Regions from separate parts of the Homo sapiens genome. Here region 2 is linked to region 1. The links are chromatin loops, found by intact Hi-C in ENCODE. Cell type or tissue: HepG2. All regions are shown on one strand. Each heading gives the region's core, and the rest is flanking DNA. Links, peaks and the distances in the headings are about the cores only.

Region 1 (9,305 bases), core at 573-8,572:
AAAGCAGGCTGCACTCTGCCATGTCAGCCCCAGACTCCCAGCCTCTGCTTACCAGATGGGGCCCTTCCCATATGGTGTCCCAGCCAGACAAAAGCTTCTAGGCTGTCCTGTCCAATACAGTAGTCCCTGGCCAGCTGTGGCCATTTAAATTAAAATCAATTAAGATAAAATAAAAATTCCAGTTCCTCAGTTGCACTAGCCACATTTCAAGTGCCCGGTAGCCATTCGTGGCAAGTGGCTATCGAATTGGATTGCACAGGTCTAGCTCATTCCCACCATCACAGAATGTTCTGTTGGACAGTGCTGCTCTAGAATGTGTATGTAGAAGTCACCACAGACAGATGGATTCACCAGTGAAAAGCTTCCAGCAGGGAAAACACAGGTAAGAGCCCCTGGGATTTATCTTTTACCAAAGCTCCCCAGGTGGTGACAATCTTTCCAGTCTCACTCTAACCCTCAAAGGAGGAAAACCAGAGTTTCCTTCCAGCCTCCAGCAATGCCTTCTAGGTCACTATTATTTGAAGTCCGATCTGTGGACCAATAGTGGTCTGTGAACTGTTTGTATTGAGGTTGAGAGTAGGCATTTAGAAACTTACAGAATTTTTTTTTGTCATTGCCATGACATCCAAGCATGTGGTCAGGTGACTTGTCTCCCTGAAGAGTATCTAGACCAATTCAGGGTTTGGAATTCGGCAGGCACAGTAGAACCAAGTTATTTACAGCAGGTGATATTTTAAAATTAATTGGTAAACTCAAATCTAAAAGTGTATAAAATCCAAAATCCACTGCTTTCATTAAAATAACACAAATTTAACTACAACTTTACAGGATAAATTGTTGTGAGTTGCTACTGATAAGGATAAAAGAATAAGGATTCTTTTATTGAATAAGGACAAAAGATTAACAAGGATAGAAGTTAAGTTTTGCAAATGTAGTGTCACTTGCTTCATTTTAGATAAAAGTTGACAATGAATATTCTGATCTTGCTCAGATGCCTTTAAAATATCTTATTCTGTCCTTGCCAACATACCTCTGGTTAAGACTTGTTTCTCTACTATCAGTTTTATTAAAAGAAAACATAGAAACTAGATACCTGTCATGCCCTGTAAGCAGTATTGTTGCCAATTCAATTTGATTTAGATAAGTTAATAAGCAAGAAACAAGTTCCTTTGTAACATTAGAAACCTTAAATGTTGATATGTATAGTGTTTGTACAAAGTATCTACACAGTACTTACCACAGAGACCATTATTTCTTTCATAACTTTTTGTTTTCATTGCACAATGAGTAAAAGCGGCTAGTATAATAAGCATTTTCTATATTAATCTGTAAACATACTTTCAATGAATCATTCATATGGTTTTGGGATTCTTTTATTTTATCCCATGCTGTTTGTTTTGATTGTATGTATTAAAATTTATTTCTATGTGTATTGAATCTAATAACAAAAGATTGGGGCTTATATTTCATATGTTTTTACTTTTGTATTTCTTTTTTTCTAGTAATTCATTTATATAATGTTTTACCAAAAATGTCTGCAAAAGATTAAATTAAAAAAATAGTCATTCAACCACAGATGATTTGAACAGCATGTCTACACTGGACCAGGTTGCTTTGCTGTTCTTTCCTGGGAGCAGCTCGCAGGAGATGCCTGGAAGCGGGCTGGCTGTGTCCTCAGGGCTGAGTTTGCAGACTGCCGGTTTAAAATGGAGATCTGCTGAGCCATTGTGGAAGAAAGTTCTCAGGACAATTCCTAGTTCAGCAAAACTGTGGGCTTAGAAGGGAGCATGGCAGGGAAGGGAGTGATAAAGCAAAATATTCAGGTGGCAGGGCATAATTATATTATTTTAATTTAGACACATTAATAGAGCAATACAGATCCAATTATCAGCAAGATTAATAAACACAGCTTAAGTTTCCAATTAGTGGAGGTAGAGATGGAGGTGGAGGGGTGATGAAGGCAAGGGAATGAAAAAAATGTGACCAAGTCAGCCAACGTAAGAAAATAGAAAAGAGGAAATAACAATAAAGAATAAGGAATAGTAAACCTAAAATCAGATGAAATGGCAAGGCATGTGCATCTCTTTTCATGTAAGATATGAATGGTCTAAAATCATCAATCAAATAACAGAAAACTTCAGATTGAGTTCAGAAAATATTACACTATCTGTTGCTTATAGATATTTCACACACCACAAAGTGGCCAAGAAAGTTTGAAAAGTTCTTGTAGATGTGTGACAGTCATGCAGTATGCACTTCATATAGCTGTTTATTATTTAATTTTATGAGGGATGTTGACCAGCTGTGGTTTTAGAGAATTAAACTGGGCTTGGATTCATGCTAAAGGAAATAAACAAACTTATGGAGAAAAAGACATCACTATCTTTTCATGATTCTCACTGGGAACATTGTTCTGCTAGAAGTGGAGAAAACAGGAGAGACAGAAGGAGAATCAGTCTCTTTAGGATATGTCTTGCCAAGAGGGCATGTTTCCTACCAGTTGGATGGAACCCTGTGGTGGTGGCGGTGGCTAGGCAGCTTCCTGGGAGCACTTCTTCCTGCCGTTCTCCTTACAACCCACCAGGAGCCTGTCCTGGCGGGCGCTTTAGAAGGCAGGACTGCCTTGGGATGCATTGGGTTTTTCCACCCACACTAGTTCCCGCCCTTTGGGGACAGGAAAAGGCAGTTGGGATCCAAATAGACTGATTACTCTCTTTTATGGAATTCCTCCAGATACAACAGTAATTCAGTTCACATTGCTCATCAACGTGCAGGCCACATGTCTCTGGATGGTCCCTGTATATTTGAACATTCTTCACTTGCTCTGATGTTTTCCCCAGCTTCCAGATGTTCTTGGGAGATTACAAAACAGACAAGAATAGAAATTGAAAATTTTGAAAGCATATTTTAGTCTCTATATAATATAAATTTAGCGTAAGTCAAGCTAAGAGATTAAACCTGATGTGCATAAGAGTATTTTCTTTGGATGCAAATGTAGAGGAAAAACACACATTTGATGTTGGAAACTAAGTATGCTTATTTTCTGTTGGCCTTTGCCTTGAACCTAGTTCTGTAATGGGCACATAGCAGATATTCAATACATCGTGTTAAATTAATGTCATTTAGCAAAGTGAATTTTATCCACAAACTTTTGTCATAATAAAAACATGATTCGGAGTTGTTATGTGGTCTGATCCACGAAGAAGAGCTAAAATTACAATGCTGAGCTAAAAGTTGAAGTGAAATGTACCCAGTTAGAATCATGTAAGCAAACAGGGTTATTAGTACTAGTAGTACTTGAAAATGTGAGTGGAAGACTAAATGACAGAGATGTTTTGCATTGACTTTCATGTTTTCTCCTCAAGTCCAAGATACATTGCACTAAAGGTTGGAGTTCCAGTCATGTAGAGTGAAGACAGGTCTTCATATTAAACACAGCTAGAGCCTAAATGAGAAATAAGTTCCCTTTTCATTGAAACAACTGAACATTTTCTTTCTGAGTTTGCCAATTGTAGATGGTTGGTGGGCAAGAGAATGTATGCTTTGAACATTATTGGAGTTGTTGTGTGAGCATGAGAGAGACTCAACCTTGTCAATAGAATCAGTTTGTCCCCACTATCCTAGCCCGGATTATTACCTACTCTATTCTCAAGATGTAATCAAAAGAGAAGATACCTCTAGCACAAAGCCACGACCATCTGTAGACAGATGATGCAGTGGCCTTTGAACTGGTGGTGACCAGAACAGTAGCCTCATGGGAATGAAAGTGTTTTTATAACACTGTGCCATATTACCTCTGTTTTTTGAAAGACTTCAAGAATATATGTAAGACAGTTCTTATAAATTTTCATCATTTATGGGTGGTGTCCAAACATTTAGACATTTGGAGTTTATCTTGTTGGTATGCATGCATTAATACCCAGGGACCTGCAGGAACCAAATTCTAGATGTGCATTTTTCACTCTTACGCTACTCTTAGAAATATTTTGAGCTTGTCATTGTCTGGCAGATGCAGGGAACATGGGCATGGAGAGTTCCGAATACTGATGCTGTGTTGGAACTTAGTAATTCCCTCAGGAAATGTTGGGTCCCTCCCAATCTCCTGCCATCTCTTTTACTGCCCTTAGCTAAGTCCATCACACCCCTTGCTATAATCCTGGGCAATCTCTATGCTGAGAAAACTCTTCTGACGCCATTCGCGGGCTTTCGTCTGTGTTCTTCCTCGATCATACACTTGGCTGTAAAATAATATTTTACCATGAGGTGTCGCTGTCTAACACATAATGTAAGCAATAAAGTAAAATAATTTCAATTTATTTTTAAAAATCACCTGATTGATACTGTAACACATTAAATATGTAGATTTTGAATTTTTTGCTTTAGATAAGAAATTCAGACAGAAAAAACTGGCAAATCTTCAGTTGGAATTTTTTAAGTAAATAAAATGTCGAAGTTTATTTTATTTACTGGAAAGATTGCTAAGGAAAATCCAAGTCTTTTAGGTTGTCATTCTGAGCAATCTCTGACTTATTTCAAATCTACATTTCCGAAACTGTTTCTTTTGATAAAGAAGAAATCTGTCTTTAAGTACACCACACACCTTAGTCATATTGTGCTGTTTGTCACTGTTTGGATATTTGTATACTTTTCCATGCTATCTCATTTATTAGGAATATTCTTCCTTCACCCTCCAATGTTATCTGTTTAAAACCTACTTACTTTTACAAAGAAGCTTGGATACTAAGTTCTCTTAGTCCTCTATGAAAACTTTCTTAGTATTTTCAAATGGAAGCACTTATCCCTACTTTTAGGTCTGTATGCCTTTTCTTTACCTTTTTTTTTTTTTTTTTTTTTTGAGGCAGGGTCGTACTCTGTCCCCCAGGTTGGAGTGCAGTGGCGTGATCTCAGCTCACTGCAATCTCCACCTGCCAGGTTCAAGTGATTCTCGTGCCTCAGGCTCCCAAGTAGCTGGGACTACAGGTGTGCGCCACCACACCTGGCAACTTATTTTTTTTTATTTTTATTTTGTTGGTAGAGATGGGGTTTCATTATGTTGCCCAGGCTGGTCTAGAACTCCTGGGCTTAAGCATTTCACCAGCCTCAGCCTCCCAGTGTAGATCTCTATGCCATTTTATTGTGCTTTTTATGCAGCATTTAGTAAAACACTAGCTCAAACAATATTCGTTCCTATTTTATCATGAAAGTGATGATGAATGATTATGATGTAATGACCACAAAGCCTAGAACAGTGCTTAAAGGTTAGTAAATGTTAGTGATGTTAGTTAAGTAAGTGAATTAATAATTTAAAACAACAGACAGAGGAAGATTGAATTCTAGTTGACTTTCGAAGCATTGCTAATTTACTGGGTGCTGGAGACTGGCCATACAATACTAATTAAAGAGTAATGATCAATGACAGTATCTAAATATATAAAGAAATGCATTCTATGCCGTGCTGTAGGAAACCAATCAGAACAATTGATTTACTGTCCATGATAATTGATGACATGAGAAAGTAAACAGGTCATCAAAGTGTTAGCAACTCTCTTTTGGGCTTCTAGCTTTTTAGCCCTGCTCTTCTGCACAAGTAAGAACACAGTTAGAAACATGATATATACCCTGTCTGTATTCAAGTCAGGAAAAGTGTTCCCTTTATCCATCATATTGGTGATAAAAATAATGTGGTACCGACAATACTGAAAGGGGAGAACAGAAAGTCTATCAAGGTAAAAATTAAGGAGATTGGAGTTTGAACTCACTCTTTAGTAACTCAGTCTATTAAAGAGAGATGAAGATCAGACTTATTGGAGTTTGAACTCACTCTTTAGTAACTCAGTCTATTAAAGAGAGATGAAGATCAGACTTATTGGAGTTCAAACTCATTCTTTAGTAACTCAGTCTATTAAAGAGAGATGAAGATTAGACTTACTTTTTTCTATCACTATTGGTCTTTGTGATTATTACTGGTAAGCTTGTTTGCCACCCTACTTAGCGCTCGAATGGAAATGGGCTATTTCAGTTACAACCCTCAGAAAAATCCCCTCCAAAGGTTGGTAAGCTGTCCCAGCAAGCAGAGATTCTACAAATCCTGATAGTCCCAAACACTCCATCCAGAACTAGCTGCCTATACTCATTGAAACCTATCCCCAAAATTCTGGTGCAGTATTGAGTCAACTGGCTATTATTTTAATTTTTAAAGTTATAGGAAATCATTTATAGAAATTAGAGCAGCTATACATTTTGTTTGATCAAATTACCCAGGACAGACCAAAATTTATGCATACTTTTGATGTATTTTCATCTTCTTTTAATGCTCTTCCACATTAAAGATTCTACTAAAAATAACTTAAAACAACCTTACAAAATCTAAAACACATACAAAGATTTCTAATGTGTGGTGATGACCAACCAGTGACATCTGATTCACCCTCTAACCTTTGCATTAAGATACTCACAAAAGTACATGGAGTTGCAGAGGCATAGTGTCATGGAAAATGTAAAAATACTTTTTTGACTTAGCAACATCTTGGGGAATTGCTTCTAACTGTCATGTGGTTGATCAGGAACCTTGATCTACGTATTACCAACAAGGAAATAGTGGGAAAAGGTAACCACCCATCCCTTTTGCTGTGTCCTATCTTAACTAACTGCTAGAATTTAGAAAAGTCTTCCCCATACTGCCCCACGATCACTTTCTAATGTGTTGAAAGCTATTCCTTTTCCCTAGTCAGAACCTGGAGAAAATCTATAGAATGCATGTAAACTATTAGCTTGGGGCGCTTTTTGTGCCTCAGTGTTTGAGTACCAGTATGCCAGATAGGAAGAGTGAGAGGCAGGTTTACAAGGCAAATGGAACCAAGAAGGTGTTTCAAGCTTCTGGGCTCCTCAGAGAGGATTTTGCAAAGAAGTTAGTGAGGAGTTTTCTCTGAATTGGACTGTGAGACAGGTATAAGTTCCTTTCCCATTTGGGGTGGGTCGCGGGGGGTGGGGGCTGTCACCTTCTAACCCTGCATCTAGAGAGGGAGGTTCAAGGGAACTGCACAAGGTGTTTGAAATGTGTTCTTTGTAGCTGGAAGACAGGGAGGACTGTGTCACAGGCATATCTGAGGAAGCTAAAGTGATTGCAAACCAAGATATCAGAGAGTAATATGAGTTTATGATTTTAAATATATGTGTACACACAGTTGGACAGATACAGAAATAAATTTAGATGTGTGAGTACACACACACACACACACACACACATTATTTAGCTATGTATTTAGTGAGGGCCTAGAGCCAATTATTCCCTAGTAGCAATGAGCACAGCAAGGACCTAGATCTTGGTTTCTAAGTACCATTATCCATTACAAATGGAACAGGGCTCTTTGGAGAAATCATTGTGTTCAGGTCTAGAGCAGGAAAAATACAGAAAGCATGAAACATCTTATGGCACTAAAAGCAAATGAAGCATGAAAAAGACAAGGATATGCCACAAGGATCTCCCAATGGACAAATCTAAGGGACTTTAACCAACAAAATATATAATGAGAATAATGGATTATAACCCATATAGAATAAGATAAAAACTCATGCATCCATACTTATATAAAGAAATAAATGAGGTAGAGGAGACTGCTCTTTATTGCTGTAGAAATGTAATTAGTAAGAGAATGGAAAGGTAAGCCATAGAGTAGAAGAAGGTATTTTGCAATACATATATCTGATGACGGATTAATGCCCATAATATATAAAGAACTTCTACAAATCAATGAGAAAAAGACAAACAACCTAATAAAAAATAGGAAAGTCCTTGAACAGACACTTCACAGAAGAGGATATTTAAAAGGCCAATAAGCACGTGAAACAGGAAAATATCACTAGACACCTACAAGAATGGATACATTTTAAAAAATTGACAATACTAAAAGTTCGGATTTGGAGCAAGTGAAGCTTTCATGCACTGCTTAGAAAACTGTTTGGCAAAAGCTGCCAGAGTTGTATATAAACATACTTTAAAACTCAGTATATATGCGCCAAAAGACACGTTTATAGCTCCAAACTGAACACAAACCAAATGTATACCAACAGGAAGAAAGGTAAATAAATTGTGACATATTCATAGAGTGAAATACTATAGAGCAATGAGAATGAACATTTCTGGCCGTTTATAACATGAACGGATCTCAAAAACATAATCTGGAACAAAGGAAGCTAGACACAAAAGGATACATAAAATATAATTCCATTTATATAACGTTCAAAAATAGGTAAAACTAATCTGTGGTGATATAAGGCAGAGTAGTAATTACTTTTGAGAACAATAAATTATTGGAAAGAGGCACAAAGAGGGTGGCTGAAGTGCTGATAATGTTTTAGTTTTCATCTTATTGTTGGGTACAAGGATACTACGTAAAAATTCAAGGTGCATATTTAAGATTTGTAAACTTTTCTCTGTATATTATATTTCAATTTAAAAGTTTACATTAAATAGGAAAAAACAAAACACCAAACCAAAGGAATAGTGTGGGACTGTTGTCTTTTTAGTACATCATAAATCATGCTTGTTCAATATACAGGTTTTTTATACTTACACATAGATGCACAGACACACAGATAGATCTAGATTCTATCTGTCACATATCTATCTACCTAGATCTATAGATATACCAATATTAATATAGCTATATTGATATACAGAACTATCTATAGATCTATCTATTTATCTATCTAGAGAAATACTCTGGGTGCACATAAAAAGACGTGTATAGGATCGTTATCTAGAGATCAATGCAATTTCTAGTAACGGTCTGACATTAAGACCAGGTCTCATGAAGTCTCTCAGACAAACATCTAGAGGGGCTATGTTCATCCATATTCAGTCAAAGGCTTGAGACAGGGACACTGGGTAGGAGTAAAGGGATGACTGCTTTTCCTATCTGGCAATCACCAGATGTGGTTAAAATTTCTCCTTGTTCAAAGATGCATAAACAAGGAAAAAAACACCAAATGAAATCCTTTAAAAAGCTCCATATAACATAAAAGTAGGGACCCACTGCTACAAAGTACTGTTAAAAAATATGCGTGAAAGTTCATCATGGTAAAAGAAGGAAATTAAGAATGCACCTGCTTTGAGTTATTAAAAGATAAAAAGGTTATCTGTAAAAGAGTATTTAAAAAGGAAGCTGATAAAGATAAAAAAAACTGCCAATATTAAGAAAAGAAGTCATAGAAATTAAACTCCATTGCGGAATGAAGATCCACACTGGGGACAGTTAGGGCAGAATGTTTTATATAATGAAGGAAAAAATATAAGAAATAAGATG
Region 2 (9,305 bases), core at 328-8,327, 110 kb after region 1:
CTTGTTCTGAAGGGCCTTGCCTTGTCTCAGATGAGACTTTGGACTTTTGAGTTAATGTTGGAATGAATCAAGACTTTAGGAGACTGTTGGGAAGGCAAGACTGTATTTTACAATGTGAGAAGGACATGAAATTTGGGAAGGGCCAGGGGTAGAATAATATAGTTTGGATATTTGTCCCTTCCCAAATCTCATCTTGAATTGTGATCCACAATGCTGAAGGTGGGCTGGGTTGTGGGTATTTTTGGTCACGGGGATGGATCCCTCATGTTCTGGTGCTGTCTTCATGAAAGTAAGGTCTTGCAAGATTTTAAAAGTATGCAGCACCTCCCCACAACTCTCTCTCTCTTGCTCTTGCTTTCACCATCTGACATGCCTGCTTCCCCTTTGCTTTCTGATATGATTGCAAGCTTCCTGAGGCCTTCCCAGAAACTGAGCAGATGTCAGCACCATGCTTCTGTAAAGCCTGCAGAACTATAATCCAATTAAACCTCTTTTCTTTATAAATTTCCCAGCCTTAAGTATTTCTTTACAACAATGCAAAAATTTCCCAATACAGGAGGGGAGACTATAATTGTCCTTTGTGTAAACCGAAGGGCATCTGGAGGATTGGCACTGAGCATATGACAGTGACATCCAATGAAAGGTGGATGTAGAACCCAAACTGAATTGCTTTGTGAAGTGAATGGGAGGTGGAGAAGTAGACAATGAACAAAGACAATTCTAGAGGCTCAGTTGTGAAGAGAGAGAGAGGGGGTAATATGGTAATTACACAGGGATCAATGCCTGCATGTTTTAAAAACTAAGGGTAAAAATTTTAGTATAATTTATATATTAAGAAGATAGAGCCACTAAAAAGATGTTAATAATAGAGGTGAAATTAAGTGGAATGATAAGCAAGGAACACGAAAAGTAAAGGAAGGATGCAATCAAGAGTTCTGTCTGGAAGGATTAGTCTCAGGCAAGCTCATACTGAAAGAAAGAGAAAAGAAGAATGTGGAGGAGAGAAATACGTAGATGGAAGGAAGGGCGAAGATGGAAAGGCAAGCATCTTGAAAGGTGAGACTATGTCTTAGGTGTCTTTGAATTGCCACCACTCAGTGTGGCACTGCATGTGGTAGGCATGAATAAACATTTCTGCAGTTGAATTGAGCTCATGCCCAATGGCCTCTGTTCTCTCCATAAAGTTGAGGTTTTGACATTGAAGGGAATGAGAAGAACATAAGGTAAGGAAAGGATGGAAAGATAAAGCTATGGACTAGCTTTGTGGTATATAGAATAGATGCCATTGTCAGACAGATGAAGATGCTTTTCTTTTTATGCACCTTGTAAAGTATGTGCAATATGGAGAGGGAATTGTTTCATCCTCAGTGTGCAAAAGAAAAGAGTAATTACTTTTGTGCAGATAGGATTTTTAAGTCTCTATATTAGAAGTCTGTCTTCATTAGAAGTTTGTTGGGGTTCAAAAATGTTGCAGAGAAGATTTTGGACTTCAACTCTGATTTTACTCTCTCTTTTTTCTTTCTTTTCCTTAATTCCTTATATCTCACTGCATATTATCAATTTAGCTGATCCCTCTCTAGTCTAACCAGCAGTACCTTTACCCAAAGCTTTCAGAAATGTCCAAGGTTTAAACTCAAGGAGTCAGAGATGTTACTCTAAGGGTCACCTCTCTTCTGGAGAATAGAATATAAGAAGAACATAAGACAAAGCACAGATTTTTATGAAACATGATTGAGTGGAGCAAATGTAACACAGTTCTAAATTTACAAATAATCCTTAATGACCTTCTGCTAGATAAAGCAGCAGATTGGATAAAATGCATATTTCATGCTGTATATTTATAACTATTCATCTATATTCTGAAATGCAATAATGTTTCGAATATATTAATTTGAATATCAAATATAATGTATAGATATTCTGGTTACTGGGCACTGTTATTTCCTATGAAAGCAATGAAGGAAAGGTTATTAGATTTTTTAAGGCCGTTTTGCACATGTTTCCGTCACCATCATTCTGCCTAAAGCTTAAAATCTTTAGGACCCACATTTTTACTACAAAAGTAGTTTATATCCTTTGTATGCTGGTGAATTTCATGATCATGAGGTATCCTATCTATCTTTCTTTCTGTATTAGTCCATTTTCACACTGCTCATAAAGACATACCTGAGACTGAGCAATTTACAGAAGAAAGAGGTTTAATTGGACTTAGAGTTCTACGTGGCTGGGGAAGCCTCACAATCATGGTGGAAGGCAAGGAGGAGCAAGTCACATCTTATGTGGATAATGGCAGGCAAAAAATGAGAGAGCTTGTGCAGGGGAATGCCTCTTTTTAAAATAATCAGATCTCAGAGACTTATTCACTATCATGAGAACAGAATGGGAAAGACTTGCCCCCATGATTTAATTACCTCCTACCAGGTTCCTCCCACAACATGTGGGAATTCAAGATGAGATTTGGGTGGGGACACAGCCAAACCATATCATCTTTCCTATTTTATTCAAATGTTACTAGGAACTGATTAAATTCTAGAAAACAGTAAACACTCAAACATCACCTACTATATGAAGGCTTCCCTAGCCTTAACCAGCTATTGGTTTCTTCCTCTATCTGTTCCTGTAGCTTCGTGGTCTTTTACCCACCTATAAAAATCTATATAGTGTTTTATAGTTACATTTTGATTTTATTATTACCTTCTCTAGATTGATGTAAGGCAGAGATTATGTCATTTTTCTCTTTGTATCTTTTGGGAGACAATTTTCTTGGCATTTCTGCACATATTGCATCAATTTTTATTATGGACTGTATTTTCAAAAATGTTTGTATAGCAAACAACCTTGGAAAATGTAGTGTCTTACCCTACAACAGAAGGTAGACTTTCTTCTGGCTAGGATAATAAAAATATTTCCCTTGAGGCAAATGATTAGGAGGTATTCTAGCAATCTCCTTTAAAGGATGGAATTTCCTAAGCTCCAGGTTCCTCAGCTGTGACACAAATCCACTGTGGGTGCAGTATCCACCTGGGATGCCTTAATATCACTTGCATACAACTAAGAGGAGGGTGGTGATGGAGAAGGGAGATTGGTGTGAACATGAAGCTCATACTGCCCACTGTGCTGTGAGTAATCAAGTCCTTTTCTCTGACCCCAGAGTATCATGTCTTCTACAACATCCACGAAATGGGGCAGGCTTGTTAGCTTGCAAGTAAGGTAAAGTCTCAGACCTTCACAGTTCTTGGCAGTTTCTCTAATATATAGCATGTTGTCTGGAAGTGTAGGGGAATGAAGTAGATTTTCAGTTTTCGAGTACATTTAATCTAACATACTTTGATTTTAACTACAGAAGAGATATTTTCATCATTTTTTAAGTTACAAGCTGTATTATCTTTGTAAATTACTTAATCTGTCTATATCTCAGTTTCCTTATGTGTAAAATGGGAAAAATAAAAGTATTGGCCTTATAGGTTTGTGGTGGAAATGGAGATGTACTGACAAGACCCCTCTTCTAGGAAAGACCTGCCCAGCTGTAAAGACAATAGTCAGCAGACGGCCTCCATCAATTTGCCCTTAAGGTCTGCCTGAGATGCAGAGTCACATTACCTGAGATCATTCCCACGTTTGGGCAATCTGCATCCAGTAATGGTGCAGTGTGTTTATGGTTTTCATAAAGGATCAGTCATTTGGGTCCCATATGGGACAACTTTGTTGGGCAATGTAATTGCTTCAGAGCCCCCTGCTGGTTTGGCTGAGGCCTTGTCAGGCCTACACCACAATTCAATTTCTCTCTCAGGGCAATTGTGCTTCCTTTCACAAATTTCCCTTTCTTTTACAAGTTTTGATTCTTGACAGACATTCTCCAAACTCTGTCCTAGCATCAGCTTCTGGAGCACTCAAACTGCATCAGGGGTATTGTAGGTAGTAAGAGAGTAAGAGCACATCAGTCATTCAATGCAATCCTTGTATGCAGTTGGTATACATTAAATATTAGCTTCTTATTGTTATAATTAATATTATTATGATGATCAACTATATGGAACACCCTAAAAGCATGGTCCCTGAAACCCAGCATGCTGGTGCTCTCCAAAAGTGTGTTTGGTAAAGATGAAAAGGATAATTAAGTTACTAAAATCCTACCATAATGGGTGATAGTTGAAACAATCAGAGATATTCAATCTAGAGAAAGAAAGCTTTGGAAAGCATCTGGTAGCTGCCTGACAATACTCAAATAGCTGTGATCTGAAAGTGAGATTAGACTGATTCTGAGGGAACCCAGAAGTGAAGACAGGGCCTTGCTGACCTGCATAGCCTCAGGACACTGTTCCCTGCCTCTATGCCACTCTGTCTCCAGCCTTGGCTCAAAGAAGCCCATGTGCAGCGTGGCCCACCACTTCACAGGGTGCAAGCTGTAAGCTTTGGTGGCTCCCGTGTATTTTTTTACAGCAATGCAAGAACAGACTAACACACCTTCATTTTAAAAGTTGCCCAAGAAGAGACGGGCAACTTTGTCAAGGAGTCAAATTGCTTTTGGGCTGTGGGGGAGGAGAATGGTGCTGTAACCCTTGATAATTTTAAGTTTGAAAGTTATTAAACTTAATCATATGTACTGGGGTAGCCCTCCCTGGCCCCTGAGGTGAAACTTACTGGAAGAAAAGTCACGTTCTTTATTCCAAAACTGTTAACACAAGCCTGTCAAAAGGTCCTAGAGAGCTAGCTCAAAGCACAGCCTATGGTGAACTCAGCATTTCTTTCATTATAAGGTGGTCTGTTAAGAGTTTGAGTGGGTGTGTGCTTGTGTGTGTGTGTGTGTGTGTGTATGTGTATATGTGTGTGTCACAGGAGAAGATAAGAATCATATCTTTTTACCCTGGGTTAATGTAGTTACACATTTTCTCTTCCCTCAATTCATGACAATGTCCTGTATCCCCTGTAGTTCTGAAGGTGCTGTGCTGTTGACAACACCCTGGTTATGGGCCTCTCCTCTGTGGACGTGGGCAGGCTATGTGGACAAGCTAGAGAGGATAGTTTCATCATCTGCAGCCAGTTCCAGTTGGTATCAGGGTCAGCTTCTTTGTGGCTGTTTGGATGGAGCAAAGTTACACATAATAGATGTGAATTTATATATGTGTGTTTGTGTGTAGAGAGGGTTGGTGGTAGATGAAAGGATGTATTGTCAAAATAGATATTTCCAGTCCATATCCAAAACTAATTTTTTGTGTCAACATAGGGCCTTATCAAAAAGCCCTTTTGTGAGTTTTCTGAACAAGGATATTCATGTTTTCAGCTGAACGTACTGCTAGGAAAGTCTCCTGAGGTGCAAGGACAGCAGGATATTTCAGGCTATAGTAAATGGCCCACTCTCCTTTCTTTGGTTATATTAATTTGAGAGACTACTCTTGGGTAGTCATTACAAGGTTGTAACACAAAGGATTCAGTCTCTTAGGGAAACTTTTTCCAGTTTCCTATAATGCTTTATGTGGGGAGACCAGAGGTAGTTGTAACACTGAGAAGAGAAAATTTGCCTTTTTCTGCTCTCTCCTGAGAAACTATCACCAAAAAGCCTGGTTTCTATGGCAGCTCACGCCTGGATCACTACAGTACTGCCAGACTCTGATTTTTGGCAGCAACATCAGCAAATACAATTAAGAATGATACATGTCAAGGGGTTGATGAACCTTTCCAGTGTCTTTTCTGTAAGTCACTAATAACCAGAACTGGCCTTTCCTGTTTGAATAAATACCACTGGCCTTCAATGATTTATTACGAAAAGGGAGTGAAACACTAGCAAGAAAAGTAAGACATTCTCTGGATAAGTGGGAGGAGCTCAAAGTGGATTAATTTGAACATTAAGGGGAATATAACCTTATTTTATGAAGTATAGTATGCCAGATAATATTGATTAGGATAAGCTAGCTCATGAAAAAGTCAGGATCATGCATACCATGACATAGGAAGAATCCAATGAGCCTGACTGGATTTCCGTCAAGCCAGATTTCAGACCCAGATTAATATCAACTGCCTTATCAGCAATACTTCATGGGTTTATAGCTCCTTTGTTAGTTTGGGAGTCTTATTCAGGTGTTGAGTGATCCTCTCTAAAGGTGAGACATTCAGCCACAAATTCAATAAATTTCAAGTACAAATATATTTGTTCAAAAATCTCAGCCTAAAAGTCTGCTGGGATGATGAGGAACGAAAGACACAAGGACTTTATTTTGCTAAGCCTAGTGAAAAAGGAAAATGCAAGTTCTCCAGATAGTAATGACATCCCCAATGAGCACTTCAACTACAAAGGAAGCAAAACTGAGTTAAAATTCATATGTCTGCAGGGGCTGATCATGAGACCGTTTGTAGAAAAGCTGGAACAGAAGATGCTGTTTAGCTCTACCTGTAAGGGTCTTGCCAGACATTGTATAAACATTTAACTCAAGGAGGAGCAAGAAATAGTGCCCATTATCTTCTGTGATAACACAGCATCTGATTACTTGTTCTCTCAGATACCCTGCAGTTCAGAGTATTAATTTCTCTATACCTTGAAGTGGCTGATAGCAATATCTTTCAGGTCTTTAATTAAAGGCTAAAAGCTGATTCTAGAATCTCTCCATTGTCTGGAGCTATTCTGATACAAACTCAACTTGCCACAAAGAATCTCTGAAAAAAAAAAAAAAGAAAATGAAAGAGAAAATAGTTGAAAAGAAAAATACCAGGTATTTAATTCAATCTCCATTAAGCTTTCCCTTCACATATAATCTTTGAGTTAGACAGTTCCTCTCCCATAAGGATAACACTTTCTTGTCACTAATCCCTGGATAACACAAGTCAGGGGAAACAGGAAATAGATACAATAATAGATTCGAGTCTCTGGATTTTTCATTTAGCCAATAGTAAGGTAGGAAAGTGGCCAGATAAAAAAATAAAACAGCACAGACAGAAAATATCTATTTGTCCATGGAGAGAACACAAGCACTTGATGGACAGAAGCCCAGAATATACAGGATTGTTTTTTCACACATAAAGCAATATTTTAAATACTCTGTGGTGTATTCATTTTAACTTAATCGAGCAAATGCAAATACATTAAAGAGTCCCATAGCAGCACTATTTTTAATAGCAACAAACAGAAAATAACTTGTTTATACTGTGACTATTATTTAGATATTATAGGTCACTAATTATTTAGATCAGGGGTCAATAAACTATGTTTTGTGGGCCAAATCCCGCCTATAGCCTGTTTTTGTCAAGTTTTATCAGAGTACAGCCATACCCATCAGTTATGTATTATCAATGGCAGAGTTGAATAGTTGTGACAGAGACCAAATATTTCACAAAGCCTGAAATATTTGCCATATGATTCTTTACAGAAAAAAAATCTGACAACCAGCAATATAAATGGTTGCACATATATTCAATGGAACACTCTGTTACAATTAAAAGAATGTAAAAGGTTGGTATATAACAACATAAAAAGATATCGATATCAAGAAAAAATGATTCAAAACAGTGTGTATGTAAGTATTTTCAGATTCCGTTTGCCTAAAAACAAAGCATATGCATATGCATCAAACTTCTGAAAGCATATACACACACAAAAATTTAATAATGATTACCTCTGGTGAATGAAATTAGGAAGTAGGACTGGGGAGAGGGAGAATGAAGAAAGGAGGGAGAATGAAGAAAGGAAAGAGGGAGAAACATTTATTTATATTTAATATCCCTCTATATCATCACAAATTTTAAAATGCCCATGTTATATAATTGAAAATAAACTAAAATGAGAATTATAGAAGCAATAGGAATTTAAGAATATTTTATTTGTAGAATGAATGAATGTAATTCTCAATGATATAATGCCAATTTTCTTTTCTTATGAATGTTTTTGTTGAATGTTTATGTAATATTTCCTGTGTCTTTGACTAAGAGTATGTGTTATCTCTTGCTTAAATATCTATCTGTGATTTTAGTATCACTATTTGCTTTAGATGATTACAACTTACCTCTTCATTAGTGAAGTGAAAAAAATCGCTAAGACATTTTATAACATATTTTTGCTGTGAGGAATTTCACATAATAGTGTTGTTTTCCAATATGATTTATAAAGCGCTATCTTAAACCTCTCGAGTTTTCACACAAATTTAACAATTTTTGGTGTTTCTAATTGTAGAGAAAGATGTTTGATTTGGGACAAATTATTTAAATATTTCATGATTTCTTAATTTGCAGCATAGAAAAATGTTACCTACCTTACCACATAAAATTTTTGTGTTAAGAAGGTTTTTAAGGGTTCCATAAATTATCAATTATTTCAAATATATTTATTTTGGCACAGTTTTAGTGCAATCAAAATGTGGACAGTCACAAGAAGATTTTTGATTGTAAGTGAGTAAGGAATCAATTAAAACAGTGTTCTAGAAGAACTGTAGTCTTGAATTTTAGACTCTTAGACCACAAACGAACCTGGAAAAGTCACACATAAACTGTACAAAATTAGATAATATGGGCTTCAAACAAAAACAACAGCAAGCTCTCTTTCGGTATGAAAACTCTACTTTTTTTTTTTTTTTTTTTTTTTTAAAGAGCCAGTCCTTGTTTTCTTGTCTCTAAAATGTGGATGGTTATACTGTATCTGCTTGCCAAATTCATAGAATTCTTGTGAAAATTAAATGGATTAATTTATGCTAGAGAAATCTATAAATTATAAATCTCTGTACAATAATTTTTCAAAATATGGTATGCAGATAATTTTCAGGGGGGTGACAAAATTTTTATGTTTTAATGATTACATATCTATATTTACTTCTTGTTTATGATGAGTGATATGCTACTTTTATTGTAGCTTCCTTTGAAATTAATGTATGGAGGTAAAAATGTGAGTCAACTTAAAAGAAAAGAAAATTACTAATACTATAGGTAAAATGTGGATATGACAAAAATCGTGATGATGGTATGTGCACAAGCGAAGTTCAGAAAACATTGCATTGTGAAGATATAAATTTGATTTAGATTTTCATATTTTAGTATATGGTTCTCAACTGGCATTGTTTAATTTGCTGTGGTTGCAAACATATTGTGTTAAAACAAGACATATGGAGCTCTTTTACAGCAAAAGAAGAAAGAAATGAAGAAACAGATGCCTGAAGCATTTGGGAAAGTAACTCCACTGCAGCTGAAATACTGGATGTTGCAGGGTCCATTGTCCCAAGTTAGTATAGGTTGCATTGATTTCATTGAAAGAAGAAAAACAACCATAGTTAGAGGACTGAAAAGTATACTTCTAGAGAGAGAGGGCCTGCAACATTTCTGAGAAATTA

Evidence for each region. Hi-C counts contacts between places; a loop is a spot of excess contacts. Peaks named below come from ENCODE experiments on the same cell type or tissue, not always from the same donor. Only the 100,000 strongest peaks of a DNase experiment are listed, where the experiment ranks them.
Region 2: it touches region 1 in a loop (15-fold over the local background); 3 of 110 quality-filtered maps call a loop at or near these places.

The regions. Positions count from the first base shown.
Region 1 is chr14:37,899,519-37,908,823 of GRCh38, forward strand. LINC00517 (long intergenic non-protein coding RNA 517) reads right to left here and starts at 2,606. Exons shown (of 2, transcript NR_135286.1): 1 at 2,498-2,606. In HepG2, for the core only: a CTCF peak has its summit at 4,248; a DNase peak (open chromatin) is centred at 4,263; H3K4me3 peaks cover 282 bases.
Region 2 is chr14:38,012,967-38,022,271 of GRCh38, forward strand. All of the region lies in intron 3 of LOC105370456 (a long non-coding RNA gene), which reads right to left. Among named protein-coding and RNA genes, the nearest start is that of LINC00517, 120 kb to the left of the region's middle. In HepG2, for the core only: a CTCF peak has its summit at 3,732 (motif pointing left); a DNase peak (open chromatin) is centred at 3,735.